Linked DNA regions of Homo sapiens: all the other regions are linked to region 2. Evidence: read pairs that join two places in POLR2A ChIA-PET (ENCODE). Cell type or tissue: CD4-positive, alpha-beta T cell. All regions are shown on one strand.

Region 1 (5,000 bases), 85 kb after region 2:
CACTATGTGGTTGTTTCCCTCCACGGGAATGTAACCTCCACAAGATCTCAGGGAACTTGTCTGTGTCTCAGGCTTTGTTGGAACCCGAGGGCTTGACACATAGTAGACCCTCAGTAAATATTTGTTAAAGGAATGAACTTTAACACTTAGTAACACTTAGTATCACTTAACACTTAGTATCACTTTCTAACACTTGGAATGTGACCCTATTTGGAAATAGGGCCTTTCCAGATGTAAAGTTGAGATGTGATCACACTAGGAAAGGGTGTCTTTTTTTTATTTTTATTTTTTTGAGAGAGGCTCTTGTCCTGTCACCCAGGCTAGTGTGCAGTGGTGTGATGACAGCTCACTACTGGAGGCTGCGAAGGCCCCGAGCCCTGGGAGCCCATGCTATTTATTGGTAATCCAACAGAGAAACAGGTGGTGAGAATGTGGAGGTCAAGAGGGCACGTTGCATTAAGCCCATGATTTACAGCTGTGATGGTTTAGCATTTGCTCCGCTACTTAAGATAATGGAGAGCAGGTTCTTTTAACACAAGATACAATTGATCCTGGGTGAGCAAGGAGCAAGGAGCCAGCAAGTCTAGACACATTCCAGAGCCACGAGCCCTGGATTCTATCCAAGCCACGAGGGGTTTTATGCCCTGGGCTTAGATTATGGTGCATCAGGGCAGCCTTCCACCCTTTAGCACAGAGCTTGGTGTTCCAAAGGCCACAAGGGGTTTTAGACCTTGGACCCTGGACATGTTCCAAGACTCTTTTACATTGTGTCAGACATACAAGCCCTGCCTCAGCTTCTCCCAACACTCAGCTTTTCCCAACACACTACAGCCTCGACCTCTGGAGCTCAAGTGATCCTCCCATCTCAGCCTCCCAAGGAGCTGGGAATACAGGCTTGTACCATAATGCCCGGCTAATTTTTGTATTTTTAGTAGAAATGGGGTCTCACTATGTTGGCCAGGCTGGTCTCCAACTCCTGGCCTCTAGTGATCTGCCCACCTCGGCCTCCCAAAGTGCTGGGATTACAGGCGTGAGCCACCATGCCTGGCCAGAAAGGGTGTCTTTTTAAGAGAGGACACACACAGACATGCACACAGGAAAGAAGACGGTGCAACAGGGTAGAGATTGGGGTGATGCAGCTGCGAGCTAAGGAACGCCAGTGAAGGAGCCCCCCGCCACCACATACACCCACAAGCTATGAGGAGGGAAGGATTCTGCCCAGAGCTTCAGAGGGAGCACTGCTTTGCTGACACCTTCCTCTCAGATTTCTAGATGCCAGAACTGTGAGACAATACATTTCTTTCTTTTCTTTTTTTCTTTCCTTCCTTCCCTCCCTTCCTTCCTCTCTCTCTCTTTTTTTTGAGACTCAGTTTCACTCTTGTTGCCTAGGTTGGAGTGCAATGGCACGATCTCAGCTCACCACAACCTCCACCTCCCTGGTTCAAGTGATTCTCCTGCATCAGCCTCCTGAGTAACTGGATTACAGGCATGTGCCACCACACCTGGCTAATTTTTTTGTGTGTTTTTAGTAGAGATGGGGTTTCTCCATGTTGGTCAGGCTGGTCTTGAACTCCCAACCTCAGGTGATCCTCCTGCCTCAGCCTCCCAAAGTGCTGGGATTACAAGCGTGAGCGACCGCGCCCGGCCTCCTTCTTTCTTTATGAGACTGGGTCTCGCTCTGTTACCCAGGCTGGGGTGCAGTGGTGCAATCATAGCTTACTGCAGCCTTGACCTCCCAGGCCCAAGGAATTCTTGGACCTCAGCCTCCGGAGTAGCTGGGACCACAGGCGCGTGCCACCACACCCAGCTAATCTGTAAATTTTTTGTAGAAACAAGGTCTCCTTATGTTGCCCCCGTTGGTGAGAATACATTTCTATTGTTTAAACTACCCAGGTTGTGGTTATGGCAGCTTTAGCAACGAACACAGGGGGCCGGGCACGGTGGCTCATGCCTGTAATCCTAGCACTTTGGGAGGCCAAGTCGGGCGGATTACTTAAGGTCAGGAGTTCGAGAGCAGCCTGGCCAACACTGCAAAACCCCGCCTCTACTAAAAATACAAAAATTAGCTGGATGTGGTATAACCTGGCTACTCCAGAGGCTGAGGTATGAGACGCACTTGATTCCGGGAGGCGGAAGTTGCAGTGAGCTGAGATCACACCACTGCACTCCAGCCTAGGCGACAGAAAAAAAAAAAAACACCCATAAAAATAGAAGAAAAAAGAAAGATAAAAAAGTAAAGTAACACAGGTGTCATTTGAAACTGAGGCCTGAATGATGAAAAAAAGGCACATCGTATGAAGATTTAGAGGGAAGAAAGTTCCATGCAAGGTCAGGAAGAGAAAAAGCAATGGCTGGAGGGTACGAGTCCAGGGCGGTGAGATAGAAGGGACTGGAAAGCTAGGCAGGGGCAGTTCTTGCAGGACTTGGCAGAGGAGGGGACAGAACTGGATTTAATCAGCTTGGAGGCGGTTGTCCCTTGAGCGACAGAAACAGCTGTTAAGAACGTCACCCAGAGCGTTAGAGGGCAGGAATCTAGGATGTATTAGCTGCAGCACATAATAATGACAACGTGAAATGACCGTGCCCTCTCTGCGCTGCGCCGCCCGGCCCCCGACCTTTTTGGATGGTCGATGTCAGCGCCAGCCTTCCGGGGCGCTGGCCTGGGCTCAAGTCAGGCAATGACCAGGGGCCGGTGAGCTTTCATTTCACCTCCCCCAAATCTCCTTTCCCCAAACTCTAGACACCCCCAAAACACACAATCTAAGTCAAATAATCTCTGCAAATGCAACCTGCAGACAAGTCCCCCAACTCTTCCTGGAAGAGACAGATTCTGGAGGCGCAGAGGCACTGCCAAGGGGGCCGCAACAGACCCCGAAAGACCTTGCGAGCCTGCCATGTCCCGGTCCGGAACGCCGCACGCGGGGCGGGGCGGGGCACATGCGCACGCGCGGCCCCGCCTCCCAGGCGTGGGGCGGGGCGGGCGCCGGGGCGGGGCCGTGACGTCAGTTGCGCGCGTGGCTCTGGCTGCGCAGGAACAGCTGGTGCCTCCGAGGGCGGTCGGCGAGCGCGCGGGCGTGGGGCGCTGGGGGGCCGGTCGGGCAGCGCTGCGGGAGCAGCCGCCGGCACCGCCGCCTTGCACCATCGCATCATGTCCGGGCAGCTGGAGCGTTGCGAGCGCGAATGGCACGAGCTGGAGGGAGAATTTCAAGAACTGCAGGTAGGGCCAGGCCACCTGGTCCCGCAACTCTGCTGCCCGCGGTGCAGCGCCTTGCCCTTCCTGAGCCCCCCGGCCCGGGCGGTGGGGACAGTCAGGGCCTAGGGAGTGCCCCGGAGAGGCCCTGGGGGCGGACGGGAGGCATGGACCAGCCCCCTCCCATCACCCGGCGCTTCAGCTCTTCGTCCACGTGGGGCGCCGGGTCGCAGCCCCCTCTTCCGCCGCCCTCCCACTGGCTCTCTGCTCCACGCACCCCCTTCGCTGCAGAAAGTTGGTCTGTGGCCTCTGAGGCAAGTTCCAGGCGTGTTCATCTGTGGGGGTGGTTCAAAGAGAACAGCCCAGCCCCCACCTCTGCAGGGTCTCCCCAGATCTCACCCCGCCCCCTCCCATCTGCTTTTGGTAGCTCAGCTCCCACCCCGTGCTCTGGCGGGGCAGCACTATCCTGCAGCTCTGTTTTGGGAGGTGTACTTAAGAGCTGTTCACCTTGAACCTCTAGGTTGTGCTTGGGGATTAGGGACCCCTATTTCCTGTCTTTGGGGGCTCTGACGCTGCTGCAGGCTGATTTTGGCGTGGAGAGCATCTGTCAGTTCGGACAGCTGAGTAGCCTCACCCAGTGATAGGGGAAACTCCCAGCTCTATCCTTCTGGCCCGGAGCCTTACACGGGGTGGAGTGAGGGCGGGTGTAAGGCGGGGGTCCCCTGAGAGAATGGCATTGCTGCTGGGTGTGGGGAGCGGTCCTGGCAGCAGTTGTTCCTGCTAAGAGGTTCAGAGAGGCCCCAGCTACCTACCGTGTTGACTAGAGACGCCTCAGGAAACCTTGGGGTTGACCAAGAGGGACTCGGTGACTATTTTTGAAGACAGGGCTGTTCCCTCTCCAGTCACGGGATTGTTTTTCGGGGGGTTGGCTTTGCCTGAAATTACATTGCACACTATCACCCCAGTCCTCTCATTTGGAGCAGTGACATTGTCCCTGTCCATGTACCTCTTGTCTGCAGTTCAGTTGGCCTCCTACAGTGTGCAGAGGGGAGAGGAGGTTGCCAAGGGTGTCTCTGATGGGTCTTTCTAGACACGTGGTTGTAGATTCTGATCAATAGACAGAGGGTTGCTGGAGAGCCGGGGCAGGAATGGGGGTGCCCTTTCAGGCATGAATAGAGGGGAAGGGACCTAGACACATCTCGACCTGTCCAGCATGTGTAGGTTGATGCCTTCTCTTCTAGGGCCTGGGTCCCATCCGGTTCTCAGGGGACTGTTTTGGCTCCACTCCCACGGAGAAGACTCAGCCACTTCTTGTTTTGTTTTGTTTTGTTTTGTTTTTGTGACAGAGTCTCACTGTCGCCCAGGCTGGAGTGCAGTGGCGTGATCTCGGCTTACTACAGCCTCCGCCTCCCGGGTTCGAGCCATTCTCTGCCTCAGCCTCCTGAGTAGCTGGAATTACGGGTGTGCGCCACCGTGCCCGGCTAATTTTTTTGTGTTTTAGTAGAGATAGGGTTTCACTATGTTGGCCAGGCTTCTGACCTCAGGTGATTCACCCACCTCGGCCTCCCAAAGTGCTGAGATTACAGGCATGAGCCACTGTGCCTGGCCCTCAGCCACTTCTTTTTTTTTTTTTTTTTTTTTTTGAGATAGAGTCTTGCTCTGTCACCAGACTTGAGTGCAGTGGCACGATCGTGGCTCACTGCAACCTCCGCCTCCCGGATTCAAGCGATTCTCCTGCCTCAGTCTCCCAAGTAGCAGAGATTATAGGTGCGCGCCACCATGCCCAGCTAATTTTTGTATTTTTAGTAGA
Region 2 (5,000 bases):
ATAGGCGTGAGTCACCGCGCCCGGCCCCCATCTTTATTTTAAAAAAGCCAAGAAAAGGACAAAAAACCAAACACCGCATGTTCTCACTCATAGGTGGGAATTGAACAATGAGAACACATGGACACAGGAAGGGGAACATCACACTCCGGGGACTGTTGTGGGGTGGGGAAAGGGGGGAGGGATAGCATTAGGAGATATACCTAATGCTAAATGACGAGTTAATGGGTGCAGCACACCAACATGGCACATGTATACATATGTAACTAACCTGCACATTGTGCACATGTACCCTAAAACTTAAAGTATAATAATAATAAAATTAAATTTTAAAAAAAAAGCCAAGAAAGGGCTCTGCGGGAACCAGAGACTTCTTGGGGGCAGAGGTTTTCATCCCACAACGGTTGGGTGGGGGCGCGCCCTCTAGTGGTGACAAGAGTTACGTTTCACCCCGCCAACCGGCAATGTCACATGCTCGTCACTCATTCCTGTCTCTCCCATAGTTATTCATTCAACAAAAAATTACTGAGGACCGATTGTATGCCGAGGAATATTCTAGATGCTGAGGGTAGAGCTGTGAAGCTGATAGTAAAGGTCCCTGCCCCGGAGTTTACCTCCTAGGAGACATTCCCTAGCACAGTCCTGCATACACCCCCACCTCACCTCTGCTCCCCAAAATTGGCCTTCCAACGCTCCAACAGCCAAATATCCCTGCTTAAAGGTCTTGGCATGAGCAGTTCCCTCGCCGTCCTGGAAAGCTAGATCCTGTCTGTTTGCATGGCGGGCTCTGGTCTCAGCTTAAATGTGACCTAAGTCAGAAAGGTGTGATCTCACTTATTTCCTGCCCCTCTCCACACTCCACTAAAATATAATATTCGGGCCGGGCATGGAGGCTCATGCCTGTAATCGCAGCACTTTGTGAGGCCGAGGCGGGCGGATCTCCTGACGTCAGGAGTTCCAGGCTAGCCTGGCCAACATGGCAAAACCCCGTCTCTACTAAAAATACAAAAATTAGCCAGGTGTGGTGGCGGGCGCCTGTAATCCCAGCTACGCAGCAGGCTGAGGCAGGAGAATCGCTTGAACCGGGAGGTGGAGGTTGCAGTGAGCCAAGATCGCGCCATTGCACTCCTCCAGCCTGGGCGACAAGAGCAAAACCCTGTCTCAAAAAAAAAAAAAAAAAAAAAATATATATATATATATATATATATATATATATACACACACACACACATATATATACATATATATGTGTATATATGTGTGTGTGTATATATATATATAAAATATTCAATGAAGGTTATCATTTTCCTGGAATCCCTCAGCGTAGCACGTAATAGTTGCTCAGAAGACACTTGCTGAATAGGTTTGAAGATTCACTGGTTTAAAAAATATCAGGTGGCCGGGCACGGTGGCTCACGCTTGTAATCCCAGCACTCTGGGAGGCCGAGGCGGGCGGATCACAAGGTCAGGAGTTTGAGACCAGCCTGGCCAATATGGTGAAACCCCATCTCTACTAAAAATACAAAAATTAGCAGGGCATGGTGGCGGGAGCCTGTAATCCTAGCTACTCGGGAGGCTGAGGCAGGAGAATTGCTTGAACCCAGTAATAAAAAAATAATAAATCAGGAACCGGTCACCTCAATACGTATCAGATGCTGGTGAACACAGGTGGACAAAGTGGTTAACAGACAGGTTTTGTCCATCTCGTTCACCACCCTACCCAGCCTCAGCACCTAGACCAGTGTTGGCACCCAGTGGGCGCCAAATAAACACTGCTTGAACTCCAGACGTCAGCCGCTCTTTTTCCTACAGACCTTGAGCCACCTTGTTCCAAAGGGGATATGGGCCTCAGGAGGCGCCCAGAGGTGACCTCAGGCGGCCCGACCCAGGAGTCCAAGCTCCAGGAGCAGGGCCACGGGAGCAGCTGCGGAGAGGGGCGGCGCCAGGAGCCGGAGCGGGCAGCCGGGCGCTTCCAGGAAAAGTGGCGGGCGGCGGCGCGCCAGGGACCGTGGGCGGTGCCGTCGGAGCGGGCGGGTCACGTGACGCCCACAACAACGCCCACTTCTTGGTGGGCGGGGCACAGGTGGGCGGGGAGCATGCAAAACAGCCCAGGGCGGCGGCCAATCGCGGCGCGCGCCGGGGGTCCAGGCCCCGGGGATCCGAGGCGCCGCCCGCGCGCAGTCTCTGGTCACTGCCGCCCGGGGGCTTTTGCCAGCGGCGCCGCGGGCCTGCGTGCTGGGGCAGCGGGCACTTCTTCGACCTCGTCCTCCTCGTCCTGTGCGGCCGGCCGGGTGAGGCCGGGCCCGCGTAGGGGGCAGTCGGCGGCTGCCTCCGGCGGAGGTGCCTCGCGGCGCCCGGGCCGGCCCGCGCCTCGGCGGCGTGCTCCATGCATCCGGAGCCCGCCCCGCCCCCGAGCCGCAGCAGTCCCGAGCTTCCCCCAAGCGGCGGCAGCACCACCAGCGGCAGCCGCCGGAGCCGCCGCCGCAGCGGGGACGGGGAGCCCCCGGGGGCCCCGCCCCGCCACCGCCGCCGTCCGCCGTCACCTACCCGGACTGGATCGGCCAGAGTTACTCCGAGGTGATGAGCCTCAACGAGCACTCCATGCAGGCGCTGTCCTGGCGCAAGCTCTACTTGAGCCGCGCCAAGCTTAAAGCCTCCAGCCGGACCTCGGCTCTGCTCTCCGGCTTCGCCATGGTGAGCTCCGGCCGCCCTGCCCTGCCCCCTCTACTGTCCCGGCTGCTCCCGCCCGCAGCCCCGACGGGGCTCTCTGGGCGGGCCGGGCGGGCCAGAGTGAGGGGAAGAGCTGGGAGAAACCGTGGTGAGCGCTGCGCGGGGGGCAGAGGTGCTGGACGTGAGCACTGGTGGGCGCCGAGTACTCCGATCTGGGGTGGTGACAAGCCATATCAGAGTCCGGGCTCGGGGTGCTTGGGTGCCTCCACATGGCCATGCCTGCCCCAGCAAGAGTGGTAGATGCATCCCGAAGTTAGCTCTGTAAGAAGCCCGCCCCATGTGCGTTCAGGAGCGAAAGGAGGGACTCAGAAGCTCTAACCCAGCTGGGGGCGTCAGGAGGTGGGGACAAGGAGAAAGACCTTGCGCTGTCTTGTGCCCCGGCACCCGAGGCCGGAAGTTGTTAGCCGTGTTCTTTTATCAGCTCCTAGAGGGGATTTCCTGACACCCCTTTTCCACCGCATTTTCCGAGAGCCTCAGCCTGGGGGTTTGACAACCAGTCCCCCTCAGTTTTTTCTCCAGAAACTTGCCACTGAGTCACTGCGTGTGAGGGAGGAGGGAGGGACATGTTCCCGTTGAATGGGCTCTTTATTTTTTATTTGTTCCAAGACGGAGTCTCGCTCTGTCGCCCAGGCTGGAGTGCAGTGGTGCAATCTCGGCTCACTGAAATTTCCACCTCCTGAGTTCAAGCGATTCTCATGCCTCAGCCTCCCGAGTAGCTGGGATTACAGGCTCGCGCCACCACGCCCGGCTAATTTTTGTGTTCTTAGTAGAGACGGGGTTTCACCCTGTTGGCCAGGCTGATCTTTAACTCTCGACCTCGTGATCTGCCAAATCTCGGCCTCCCAAAGTGCTGGGATTACAGGCGTGAGCTACCACACCCGGCCCAATGGGCTCTTTCTTGATCTAGGGCATAGGCATGCTTTCCTTTCCCCACCATCCCAAAGAGCTGGAGTGCAAAGCCTCTGAGGTGTGGGGTGGGTGAGGCTGCGGATGGGCCTGAGAAGTGGCTCTGGGGATACCCTCAGGCTTGGCATATTGAAGTTTCTCCGTTGCAGGGGACTACATAATAACTACATTATTACCACTCGGTGATATCAGCCTGCCATGAATGGACTCTGCTCCCCGCCCCTCAGTTCTGTAGACCAGAGCACTCCTGCCCCCGCCACCAGTGAGCTAAGCCCTTGGCCTTGAGGGAGGGAGTGGCTGCACCCTTCGTGTTTTCTTGGGAAGGGAGTGTGTCTGAAACTCTCCCTGCTTTGCCTTGCAGCAGAGCCTGAATTTTTTAAGGCCCAGAGCACGCTGGGCCACAGTGGAAAGGCCGGGAGATGGGGAGTGGGAAGCAGCCTTCCCTGCTCAGTTACTTGCTGCCTGTGTGACCTCAAGCAACTCACTCTCCCTGTCCGGGCCTCAATTCCTGAATTGATCAAAGAAGGCTGCTACTCAAAAGTTTCTCTGACTTTGAGAATAAAATTGAGGGAGCCCCTGAAAGGAGATCAGGGAGTGTGTTTGCATAAACAGACGGCACTCTCATTTTTAGTTTAGACAGGACGGACTTCTGCTCTGTTAATTTCAAATCCTAAGAGACCAGGTTCTGCCTGCTGCCTGAAGAATCTCTAAAAGCAGCTGGCATTTACTGAACACTCACTCAGTGCTAGGTGCCTTAACTCCTGGGCTTACTCAACAACCCTCTGTGGTGATTTTGTCAAAGGGCTCTCCCAAGACCGCACAGCCAGTCTGGTGGAGCGGGATTTGAACCCAGCTCTGCTGGTGTTCAGAACTTGCTCAGGCACTTGTACCCATTGCGGTGTATAGGAACTCTGATTGATGTCCAGCCAGGGATGTGTTAGGACACTAGGAAATGAGAAATAGGGCAAAAGAGTTTCTTTTTTTTTTTTTTTTTTTTTGAGACGGAGTCTTGCTCTGTCACCCAGGCTGGAGTGCAGTGGTGCGATCTTGGCTCACTGCAAGCTCTGACTCCTGGGTTCACGCCATTCTGCTGCCTCAGCCTCTGGAGTAGCTGGGACTACAGGCGCCCACAACCACGCCTGGCTAATTTTTTTTGTATTTTTTTAGTAGAGACGGGGTTTCACCGTGTTAGCGAGGATCGTCTCGATCTCCTGACCTCATGATCCACCCGCCTCGGCCTCCCAAAGTGCTGGGATTAGAGGCGTGAGCCACCGGCGCCCGGCCGCAAAAGAGTTTCTTTTAAGCCAAAGAAAGTTTTATAATTGGTGGTGGGGAGGGAGCTACCAGTTGTCAGCTTTTCCCTGCAG
Region 3 (5,000 bases), 75 kb before region 2:
CCCTGCACCACCATGGCCTCCACGCCAGTCTGCGATGACCTCAAAAGCTACCTAAAGGGGCCCAAGCAGCTGGGCATGGTGGCTTAAGGCTGTAATCCCAGCACTTTGGGAGGCCGAGGTGGAGGGATCACCTGAGGTCAGGAGTTTGAGACCAGCCTGGCCAACATGGTGAAACCCTGTATCTACTAAAAATACAAAGATGGCCAGGCATGATGGCTCATGCCTGTAATCCCAGCACTTTGGGAGGCCGAGGAGGGCGGATTACCTGAGGTCAGGAGTTCGAGACCAGCCTGGCCAACATAGTGAAACCCCGTTTCTACTAAAAATACAAAAAATAGCCGGGCGTGGTGGCTCACGCCTATAGTGCCAGCTACTCAGGAAACTGAGGCAAGAGGATAGCTTGAACCCGGAAGGCAGAGGTTGCAGTGAGCTGAGATGGCGCCACCTCACTCCAGCCTGGGCAACAGAGCAAGACTTTGTCTCAAAAAAAAAAAAAAGAAAGAAAGAAAAGGAAATAAACATATAAACAAGAAAATCCCAAGAAGCCAGTGACCACCTTTCTTCACAGCCACCTCAACAGGTTACAGGTTAAACCAGCCAAAGGCCACCATATGATGACAGCCCAAGGGCCAAATCCAGCCTACGGCCTATCATTGTGTGACCCAGAAGTTAAGAATTTTTTAACTTTCCTTTTTACTCTGTTGCCCAGACTGAGATCATGCAGTGGCACAATCTCGGCTCACTGCAACCTCCACTTCCTGGGTTCAAGCAATTCTCATGCCTCAGCCTCCTGAATAGCTGGGATTACAGGCATGTGCTACCACACCTTGCTAAGTTTTATATTTTTAGTAGAGATGGGGTTTCGCCATGTTGGTCAGGCTGGTCTTGAACTCCTGACCTCAAGGGATCCACCCACCTCAGCCTCCCAAAGTACTGGGATTACAGGCATGAGCCACCGCAACTGGCCTAGATTTTTTTTTCCCTACAATAGCCATACGTTTTGAGGGGTTTTCCATTTTTGTTAACGGAGGGGGAAAAATCAAAAGAAGAATACTATTTTGTGATATGAAAACTATATGAAACCCAAATTCTCAGGTCCATTTACAAAGCTTTCCTGGGGCACAGCCACGGTCATCGGTTCACATATTGTATAGGGCTGGCTCCGTGCGACAATGGCAGAGCTAAGTAGTTGCAACAGACCAAATGGCCTGAAAACCCGTAAGTATTTACTCTCTGGCACTTAACAGAGAAAGTTTGCTGGCCCTTGAACTAGACAGAACTCTCATGGAACTTAGATGTTGATATGGGTAATAGTCTCATCCCGTTCACTGAACCTGCCCTCTAACAGGCCCGTGGTCAATATTTGTTGAATAAATAAACATAGCCTTTCATGTGGTCGGAACTGAAAAATAAAAGTAACTCTGTGTAATCCCAGCACTTAGAAAAGCAGAGGTGGGAGGATGGTGCTTGAGCCTGGGAGTTTGAGACCAGCCTGGGGAACACAGCAAGATTCCATTCTTTTTTTTTTTTTTTTTTTGAGACAGGGTCTCGCTCTGTCACCCAGGCTGGAGAGCAATGGCACGATCGTGGCTCACTGCAGCCTCAACCTCCCTGGCTCGAGGGATCCTCCAGCCTCAGCCTCCTGAATAGCTGGGACTACAGGGCGGCACCACCACATCCAACCAGGTTTTTATTTTTTGTAGAGACAGGGTTTTGGTTTTCTTTGTTTGGTTGGTTGGTTTTTGAGACAAAGTCTCGCTCTGTCGCCCAGGTTGGAGTATAGTGGCACAATCTCAGCTTACTGCAACCTCCACCTGCGGGGTTCAAGTGATTCTCCTGCCTCAGCCTCCCGAGCAGCTGGAATTAAGGGCGTGCACCACCGCACCCGGCTCTTTTTCGTATTTTTAGTAGAGATGGAGTTTCGCCATATTGGCCAGGCTGGTCTTGAACTCCTGACCTCAAGTGATCCGCCCGCCTCAGCCTCCCAAAGTGCTGGGATTACAGGTGTGAGCCACCGCGCCCAGCATGACAGGGTTTCATTAAGTTGCCCAGGCTGGGAGACCACATTCTCCACAAAAAGGAAACAAAAAAAGAAAGTAACACCTTAAGTATGTAAGAGAACTTGGGTATTTCTATCTTTTGGGTTCAAGATCTAAATTTCACAGCAACCTGGAAAAGCAAGGTGAGACAGTCTGTTTTACAAATGGGGAGACCAAGGCCCAGAGACACAGCAACTGGCTCAAGCTCCCCAGAGTAGACTCTTACTACCAATTACAACCATTACCATTTACTATGTGTGTCAGCACAGGCGGGTTCTCTACATATATTATCTTGTGTTAGGTTCATCGTGGTCACAGCTCTGTGAAGCAGAACTTCAATTACACCCATTTAATGGAGGAGAAGCTGAGACTTGGACAACTAACTCGCCCAGGAATGCCCAATTCGTGAGTGGCAGAGTGGTATTTGAATCCAATTCATTCTAATGCCTAAGCCCAGGTTCCTCTCCCATCCCCCGAATACTGAATCTTGATCGTATGCTAAGGTTGAAACATGACCCCAGACCTGGCCAAGTGCAGTGGCTCATGCCTGTAATCCCAGCACTTTTGGAGGCCGAGATGGGTGGATCACCTGAGGTCAGGAGTTCAAGACCAGCCTGGCCAACATGGCAAAACCCTATCTCTACTAAAAATACAAAAATTAGCCAAGTATGGTGGCACACGTCTGTAATCCCAGCTACTTGGGAGGCTGAGGTAGGAGAATTGCTTGAACCCAGGAGGTGGAGGTTGCAGTGAGCTGAGGTCGTGCCATTGCACTCTAGCCTGGGTGACATGGTGAGACTCTGTCTTAATTAAAAAAAAAAAAAAAAAAGATTCCAGACCACAGCAGTGGCCAGGTCCCTCCCCATGGACCCTAGGAAGCAGTGGATCCAGGGGAAAGCAGCTTTTGTTTTGGCGTCTGGAGTGCAGATCCACCAGGGGGCATCCCCGTTCTTCGCTGGATATTCTGGCCTTGATCTTGGCAAGGCTAGCTCCTTCCTTACCCAGGTGCCTGGAATACGTGGGCGCCACTCAGATTTTCCAGGAGGCCCACCTGGCAGAAACCCTGCTGTCAGAACCCCAGTACCAGCCGGGCACGGTGGCTCACGCCTGTAATCCCAGCACTTTGGGAGGCTGAGGCGGGCAGATCATGAGGTCAGGAGATTGAGACCATCTTGGCTAACACGGTGAAACCCCGAGAATACTAAAAATACAAAAAATCCGCCGGGTGTGGTGGCGGGCGCCTGTAGTCCCAGCTACTTGGGAGGCTGAGTCAGGAGAATGGCGTGAACCCGGGAGGCGGGGTTGCAGCGAGCCGAGATCGCGCCACTGCACTACAGCCTGGGCGACAGAGCAAGACTCTGTCTCAAAAAAAAAAAAGAAAGAAAGAACCCCGGTACCCTCCCCACTCTCGCTCTCTGGCCAGCCTCCCACCTCCACCCACTTCTCCTCCCTAATCTTGCTCAAGGTCATGTCTGCAAAGCTCCCTGTGCAAAGGAGTCTGCTGGGCAGGTAGCAAATAGGATAAAGAGCACTAAAATCACGAACCCAGAGTCCTGCAAGTCAGCACTGAAGGCCAAGCTCAGCTACCCCTACCCACACACTGTTAAAATTTAGAGGGTTCGGTTCCCAGCGGAGCCTCCAGCCTGTGCCTCGGGCTCTTGGCTTCTCTGGGAATCAGTTTCTTCTTCATCTATAACATGGGGAACAAATAGCCAGCCCAGGAGCTGTCCTGAGACATAACTGAGTTCATGCACTTCACACTCACTTGGAGCACCTACAGGTAGGTAGCGTTACCGAGTCGGTCAGTTTCATCTGTAACTAGAGGTGGAGAAGGTGAGGAGCTGGGAAGTTTAGGGACTTGCCCAGCATCACAGCCAGTTAAATCGTTGCTGGCCAGTCCCAGTGAACAGACTGCTTAGGACCCTACAACATATTCAAGATGCAAATGGGTGTGGGGTTCTTCTGGGGAATGATGAAAAAGTTCTAAAATGGACTTTCATAATGGTTGCACAGCTCTGTGAATATACTGAAAACAAGTGAATTGTGGCCGGCCTTGGTGGCTGGTGGCTCACACCTGTAATCCCAACAGTTTGGGAGACAGAGCTGGAAGGAGCGCTGGGCCCTAGAAGTTTGAGATCAGCCTGGGTAATATAGTGACACCCCAGCTCCACACACACACACACACACACACACACACACACACACACACACACACACACAAATTGGCCAAGCATGGTGACCCACACCGGTGGTCCCAGCTACTCTGAAGGCTGAAGTGGGAGGACTGCTTGAGCGTCAGGAGGTTGAGGCTCCAGTGAGCCATGATCGTGCCACTGCACTCCAGCTTGGGCAACAGAGCCAGATCCTGTCTCAAAAAAAAAAAAAGTGGGGTGAAATGAATTGTATGGTCTGTGACTTATATTTCAATGAAACTTTTTACTTTTTTAAAATGGAGAGTCTCAGAGATGGCAAGTAATCTGGGAGTGTTTCCAAATAAATGTATACCTTGTATATATCATGATACTTGCCCTTTGTAACATACTTTTTTTTTTTTTTGAGACAAAGTCTCTCTTTTGTCCCCCAGGCTGGAGTGCGATGGCGATGGCGCGATCTCGGCTCACTGCAACCTCTGCCTCCCAGGTTCAAGCGATTCTCCTGCCTCAGCCCCCCGAGTAGCTGGGATTACAGGCGCCTGCCACCACGCCCAGCTAATTTTTGTATTTTCAGTAGAGACGGGGTTTTACCATGTTGTCCAGGCTGGTCTAGAACTCCTGACCTCAGGTGATCCACCTGCCTCAGCCTCCCAAAGTGCTGGGATTACAGGCGTGAGCCACCGCACCCGGCCTGTAACATACTTTAAATTAACACTTTTATACTCTCATTTAATCCCAGGTATATATACCTCTCTCACATGCACACAGGTATTAATCCACAAGTTATGATTTTCAGTCTTAGTCCAAA
Region 4 (5,000 bases), 90 kb before region 2:
AGTAATCCTTAAAGTACTCCTGGGGCAGGGCTGGTTGGAGGAGGGAGGTGGGAGGAGAGGGAAAGGTAAGTGAGCCCCTCCCCACACAAACAGCTAGAGATGCATAGAAAGTTAAAGGCAACTGAAACTCACCTTCCCACCCCGGAAAACATGGTACCAAACGGAAGTGCCTCCAAAGTCGATGTGGAAGTCGGTGAAACAACCTTTCACGCTCATCAGACAGTACCTGCAACACAGAGGCAGGGAGACAGAACACAAGTCAAGATCTAAATCACAAGACGTAAGCAAAGGACTTCAGAGGTCCTGAACTGGTGCCCTTTTATAAACGCTGACGCTGGGGAATTTTCTTTTTTTCTTCTTTAAAAATCCAAATGTAATCGGAGTTCCCCACGGGGGAAGCCCCTGTGATCAGGTGACAAATCTCAAGCACTGGTCGCCTACCTACCCCAGAGGCTGGGAGTGATACACTTGTTTTCAGGTTCTTGCGAGAAGTGGCAACCCACAGACCACTTTACAGGTTCCTAACGGGGTGGGTTTCTACCTTTGCCCCACCTCTGCCCTCCCCCAGTTAGAGGCTTCCTCTCTGCTCCTTCACAGCTTGGATACCTGCAGTTCTCCCAAGCTGCCAGCCCCCTTTGTAGCAGCTGGGCCCCCTGGAATTCAGTTGTAAACCACCTGCACAGCTTGCCAATTACCAGTCCCCATTCATCTCCTCATTCATTCAACCAGAGGTCCAGCCCCGAGCCAGCTTTGGCCTTGAGAGAAATGCATAAGAATGCAGAAGACCCCTGCCCCTAACTGTGCGACACTCCTAAAGAAGCAATGCACAGGAAAAGTTAAATGACCAAAAAAAAAAAAACCCACACACACAAAAAACAAAAAAACAAAACTGCAATTGATTGCCAAGTAAGCAATGCAGCTAGAAAAGTAAGGGGGGGTTCCAGCCCCAAAAGACCAAGCGGTGTCTGGTCCCACGTATACAAAATGTGCAGAGTAGACAAATCTATAGAGACAGAAAGCAGATTAGTGGGTGTCAGGGGCTGGGGGGCAGGACAATGGGGAATGACTGCTAATGGGTACAGGGTTTCATTCTGGGGTGATGAAAATGTTCTAAAATTAACTGTGGTTGCAAAACTCTGTGAACATACTAAAACCCGTTGAATTGTACACTTTTACATGGGTGAACGGTCTGTGAATTATGTCTCAGTAAGGCTGTTATAAACAAGTAAAGAATTTAAGAGAAATTAAATTGGGGGTGGTGGCCATGCACAGAGGAAGAGAAGGAGGAGGAAGAACTTGGACCTTGGAGGCTGGGGCCGGGGAGTGAATCCAGGGGAAGCAGGAACTGGCCAGCAGCCATCCCCTTCTCAGTGCTATGGAGGGCTGGAGAGCCCACCCTTCCTTGCAGAAACACCCAGGGCTCCCCTCCTCCCTCAACTGCTGCCCTCTTAGGAGTGGGGCAGAGCTGAAGGAGGAGGGGGCACAGAGAAGGCTTCCAAGTCCAGGCCTGGCACATGACGGTGCCAGGGACCCCTCCCTGCCACTTGCCCCTTCCCACTAGAGCCCCAGGTGGCACGGATGGGCAGCCTCCCCACCGCTCACGCCCATGCACCTTGGCACCTCCGGAGCCCGCAACACATGCTTACCCCACTGACCTCTTTTCCCCGCTGCACTTTGCCTTTCCATGGTTTGGGGAAGAGGGAAGGAATGGGGCGGGGACGGACAGGGAGGAGCCAGCAGCGCGCCGGCACGAGTGGAGATAATGCGGGGAGTGGGGCTGAGCTGGTTAGAAGGCGGAGGGCTCCTGGTGCCCCCTCCCTCTGGCTGCCTTTTGCACCTCGCTTTCAGGTGGACCGGGGGCTCAGCAGTATGCAGGCGGCGTGCCCGCGTCCCTCCTCCCCATAGGCTGGAAGGAGCCTTAACCATGTGTCTGCAGGAGGCTGACAAATCAGAAGGCCTTCCAGTACATCAGAGCCCCGCTGCCTAGCAACCCCATCGGAGGGGTGTAGTTGACAGCACAGGACGCAGGCTGTCACGAAGACAGGCGCGGGCTGCGGAGCTGGCAATGGGGTGGTCAAAGTCCCGACTCTGGGCTCCACACCGTCCTCACCTGTAGGCCGGCTGGGCCCAGCGGGGTCCCCGCCTGAAGGCCTGGGTGATCCTCTTCTCTCTAAGGAAAGGGGGGGTCCTGAAGCCCTCACCCACCCCACCCCCACGGACCACACTGGCCTCTTCTCTCTAAGCACCACTTCAAAATATTAGTCTTCATTTCCCTAAAACCATCTCTTCGTCTTGGTTTTTTTTTTTTTTTCTTTTTTTAATCTAACCTTGGTTTCCACCCCCTCCAGGCCTCAGCTGAACACAGTCTAGGGAAAACAATCTAAGTATGTGCGGGGCGGAGCCCAGAGAACGTGCTTCTCTTGTCGACAGCTGGAAGCCCGCGGGTACCCACAGCAGAGAGGAGAGGACAGGAGCTCGCCTCTTGGGCTGCGGGCCCCAGGGCTGCCTGGCTAACCAGGTCACCCCCATCCTGCCATCCTCCAGCTCCCCGCAACCCCGACCTCCCCAGCACGTGCAGAAAAGAATCGCTGCAAGCTGGCTGCAGTGTGCAGGGAAAGTTCTCCAAGTTGAGTCTGTGTCTGATCTGCCCTCTGGGTCACCCTCCAGCATCCAGAGGCCCCTCGGGGGGCTGGGGCCGCCTCTTCCAGACCTGCCTCTCCCGGAGAGGCCCCTCCTCCCGGTGTCCCTCATTTCCTGGCCGCCAAGCCTGGCCGCCCCTCCCACCCCGCGATCGCAGGCATTAGGGGAGCCAGGGTGGCTGGGACAGCGCGGCTTTGTCCGGCCCCTGCAGCGACAGGCCACCCCCGCTCCCGCCCCGCGCTGGCTCCGGGGCTCCCCCCTGGCTGGTTTGCTCGCTCGCTCTGGCGTGACGCCTTTGCACTGACCTCTGCAGCTTCCTCTTCCCAAGCACACCGCAGTCACATGGGCACCCCGGCTCGGTGCCACGGCCGCTAAGCTCTCCCCACGGCCAGCCGGCTAGCCCGGCTTCCGCCTGGGCCTCGGCCGCCCCCGGCCGCCCCCAGCTCAGGTGGCTTCTGTGCAGCAAGGCACCCTCCAAGTTGGCGGCAGATCATCGGGAGCCCCCGAACCGAGCCCTTGGGGGTTCCCGCCTGCCACGGCCGGGCCAGCCGGGGAGGAGGGCGGCAGGAGGGTTGCTGCACCTGCAGCACCAACTTTGGGGCGCTGCCTGGGGGCTGCGGAGGCGGGGCGGCCCCGCCCCACCTTTTTCCCTCCAACTTGGCGTAACTCCCCCGGTGGCTCGGGAGGCGTCCCCGTGGGGAAAGGGCCGGGAGGGGCGCCGGAACGCTGACACCCGAGGGGCGCGGGAGGTGCCAAGAGCGCGCCGCACACTCGCACCCGACCCCGGGAGACACAAAGAGCGGCTCCGCGACGCCGGCCCTGTAGCCCGCGGGCGGGAGGCCACCCACACCCGCCCCGCGCAGCGCCACAAAGGAGGGGGCGCCCGGGCAGCGCGGCCCGCGGTTACCCTCGGCGGCGGCGGCGGCGGCTCCCGTGCGTCCCCTTCGGCTCCCGGGCGTCCCCTTCGGCTGCGGAGGCTCGACGCGCGCCCGGCCCCACTCCCGGCGGCAACGCGAGCCGAGCCCCCTCCACGGCGCTGCCAGGCCCCGGCCGAGGACGCGGGGCCCCCGCTCGCTGCCTTCCTTCCGCGGGGAGCCGGGCGCTGCCTGCGCTCATGCCCGCGCTGAAACTGAACACCCGCGGCGCGGGGCCGCCAGGGAGGCGGAGGGAGGCCGCGGGGCGACCGGGAAGCAACGCGGGCCGGCGCCAGGAGACGCCCCTCGCCCGGCCGGTGGGGGTGCAGGGCTGGCTCTCCCCACCCCCCTGAGCCCCGTGTTCCATAGCAGGTGACGGCCAGCAAAGCCACCTTCCTAAGATGTGCCCCTCCAGATACAGCCATAGAAAGGACCCGAGCTAGGGGCCGCGGGGAGAGTGGGATCCGGAGTATGGTAGCGCTGAGAAGGGGGAAGCCGCTCTGACCCCAAGGCCCACGCGCTGTGTGACCTTAAACAACTCACTTCCCCTCTCTGAACAGCATCCTCACTGCTCGGCACTGAAGTTCAATTCTGCATTCTAAGATGTTCTTTTACCACCCCTTCCCCTGCCTGGTGGCTTAGTGACTGTGTACCCTACATCATAGCATGGTTGAGAGACTCCTTTGAGATAAATACATATTCACCGCATCATCCAAACTGTGGTACCTGGATTACTTAATCCAAACTTCACAACAACCCTAAAAAGTCATTCCCAGGATTCTTCCTGTTTTCAGATAAGCACAGGGAGGCTTGTGACTCAAGCCTCGAGTTCGGGTCCAGCCTCCAGTTCGGGTCACCAGCCTATCAGAGGCAGTGCTCACCCAGGCAGCCTGTCTCCCAGTCCCTCAGCTTTGCCCCCATTGGTCTACCTGACACACCTCAACTCCAGGAGGAGTCCAGAGGTTACAGCCAAACCTCACCACTAACCTCCAGCTGCAGGTGGTGATCCCGCTCAAATCAGAAGTCCCACACTCAAGGTCACCAGAGTCCCCGCCCTCCTCCCACCCTGTCCCACACCCTTCTCCCAAACCACAAGGGGGCTGGAAATGGTCCCATAGCCACTGCAGGGGCAGATTCCAGCCTCTCCATTCTTTCTCCAAACCCCAGCCACCAGGACTACTGAGCAATATTAATTAACAGGTTCTAATTACCAGTGCTAATAATAATAATAGCTGTTTACATGCGTGATCTCGTTTCACCCCTAAGACAACCAACATAATGGTGCGCGCCTGTAGTCCCAGCTACCAGGGAGGCTGGGGTGGGAGGACTGCTTCACCTCACGAGGTCAAGGGTGAATCACGACTGCGCCACTGCACTCCAGCCCGGGTGACATAGGAGACCCTCTCCCAAAAAAAAAAAAAAAAAAAAAAAAAAAAAGAAAGAAAA

What was found. Peaks named below come from ENCODE experiments on the same cell type or tissue, not always from the same donor. Only the 100,000 strongest peaks of a DNase experiment are listed, where the experiment ranks them.
Region 1: POLR2A ChIA-PET joins it to region 2 with 11 read pairs; 7 of 35 experiments call an interaction of 5 or more read pairs at or near these places.
Region 3: POLR2A ChIA-PET joins it to region 2 with 51 read pairs; 25 of 35 experiments call an interaction of 5 or more read pairs at or near these places.
Region 4: POLR2A ChIA-PET joins it to region 2 with 17 read pairs; 21 of 35 experiments call an interaction of 5 or more read pairs at or near these places.

Annotation. Positions count from the first base shown.
Region 1 is chr12:121,709,748-121,714,747 of GRCh38, forward strand. TMEM120B (transmembrane protein 120B) reads left to right here and starts at 3,005. Exons shown (of 12, transcript NM_001080825.2): 1 at 3,005-3,217. The coding sequence starts at 3,149. RefSeq lists silencers at 2,847-3,106, 3,117-3,166, 3,347-3,476. In CD4-positive, alpha-beta T cell, a CTCF peak has its summit at 3,422; DNase peaks (open chromatin) are centred at 2,084, 2,524 and 3,004; H3K4me3 peaks cover 2,049 bases; H3K27ac peaks cover 694 bases.
Region 2 is chr12:121,624,360-121,629,359 of GRCh38, forward strand. It overlaps the pseudogene ORAI1. Among named protein-coding and RNA genes, the nearest start is that of MORN3, 43 kb to the right of the region's middle. RefSeq lists enhancers at 512-1,012, 4,071-4,130 and a silencer at 2,051-2,940. In CD4-positive, alpha-beta T cell, CTCF peaks have their summits at 428 (motif pointing left), 629 and 2,942; DNase peaks (open chromatin) are centred at 432, 2,092, 2,402, 3,112 and 2 weaker places; H3K4me3 peaks cover 3,437 bases; H3K27ac peaks cover 3,014 bases.
Region 3 is chr12:121,549,827-121,554,826 of GRCh38, forward strand. The region is part of intron 4 of KDM2B (lysine demethylase 2B); the gene reads right to left. Among named protein-coding and RNA genes, the nearest start is that of KDM2B-DT, 28 kb to the right of the region's middle. In CD4-positive, alpha-beta T cell, a CTCF peak has its summit at 2,975 (motif pointing right); DNase peaks (open chromatin) are centred at 2,085 and 2,985.
Region 4 is chr12:121,534,365-121,539,364 of GRCh38, forward strand. It overlaps KDM2B (lysine demethylase 2B), which reads right to left. Exons shown (of 23, transcript NM_032590.5): 7 at 133-226. Among named protein-coding and RNA genes, the nearest start is that of KDM2B-DT, 44 kb to the right of the region's middle. RefSeq lists enhancers at 229-468, 659-728, 1,089-1,881, 1,745-1,824, 2,265-2,374 and silencers at 2,655-3,704, 3,815-3,964. In CD4-positive, alpha-beta T cell, no CTCF peak of the experiment used is centred here; DNase peaks (open chromatin) are centred at 317, 1,977, 2,417, 2,957 and 3 weaker places; H3K4me3 peaks cover 2,576 bases; H3K27ac peaks cover 3,348 bases.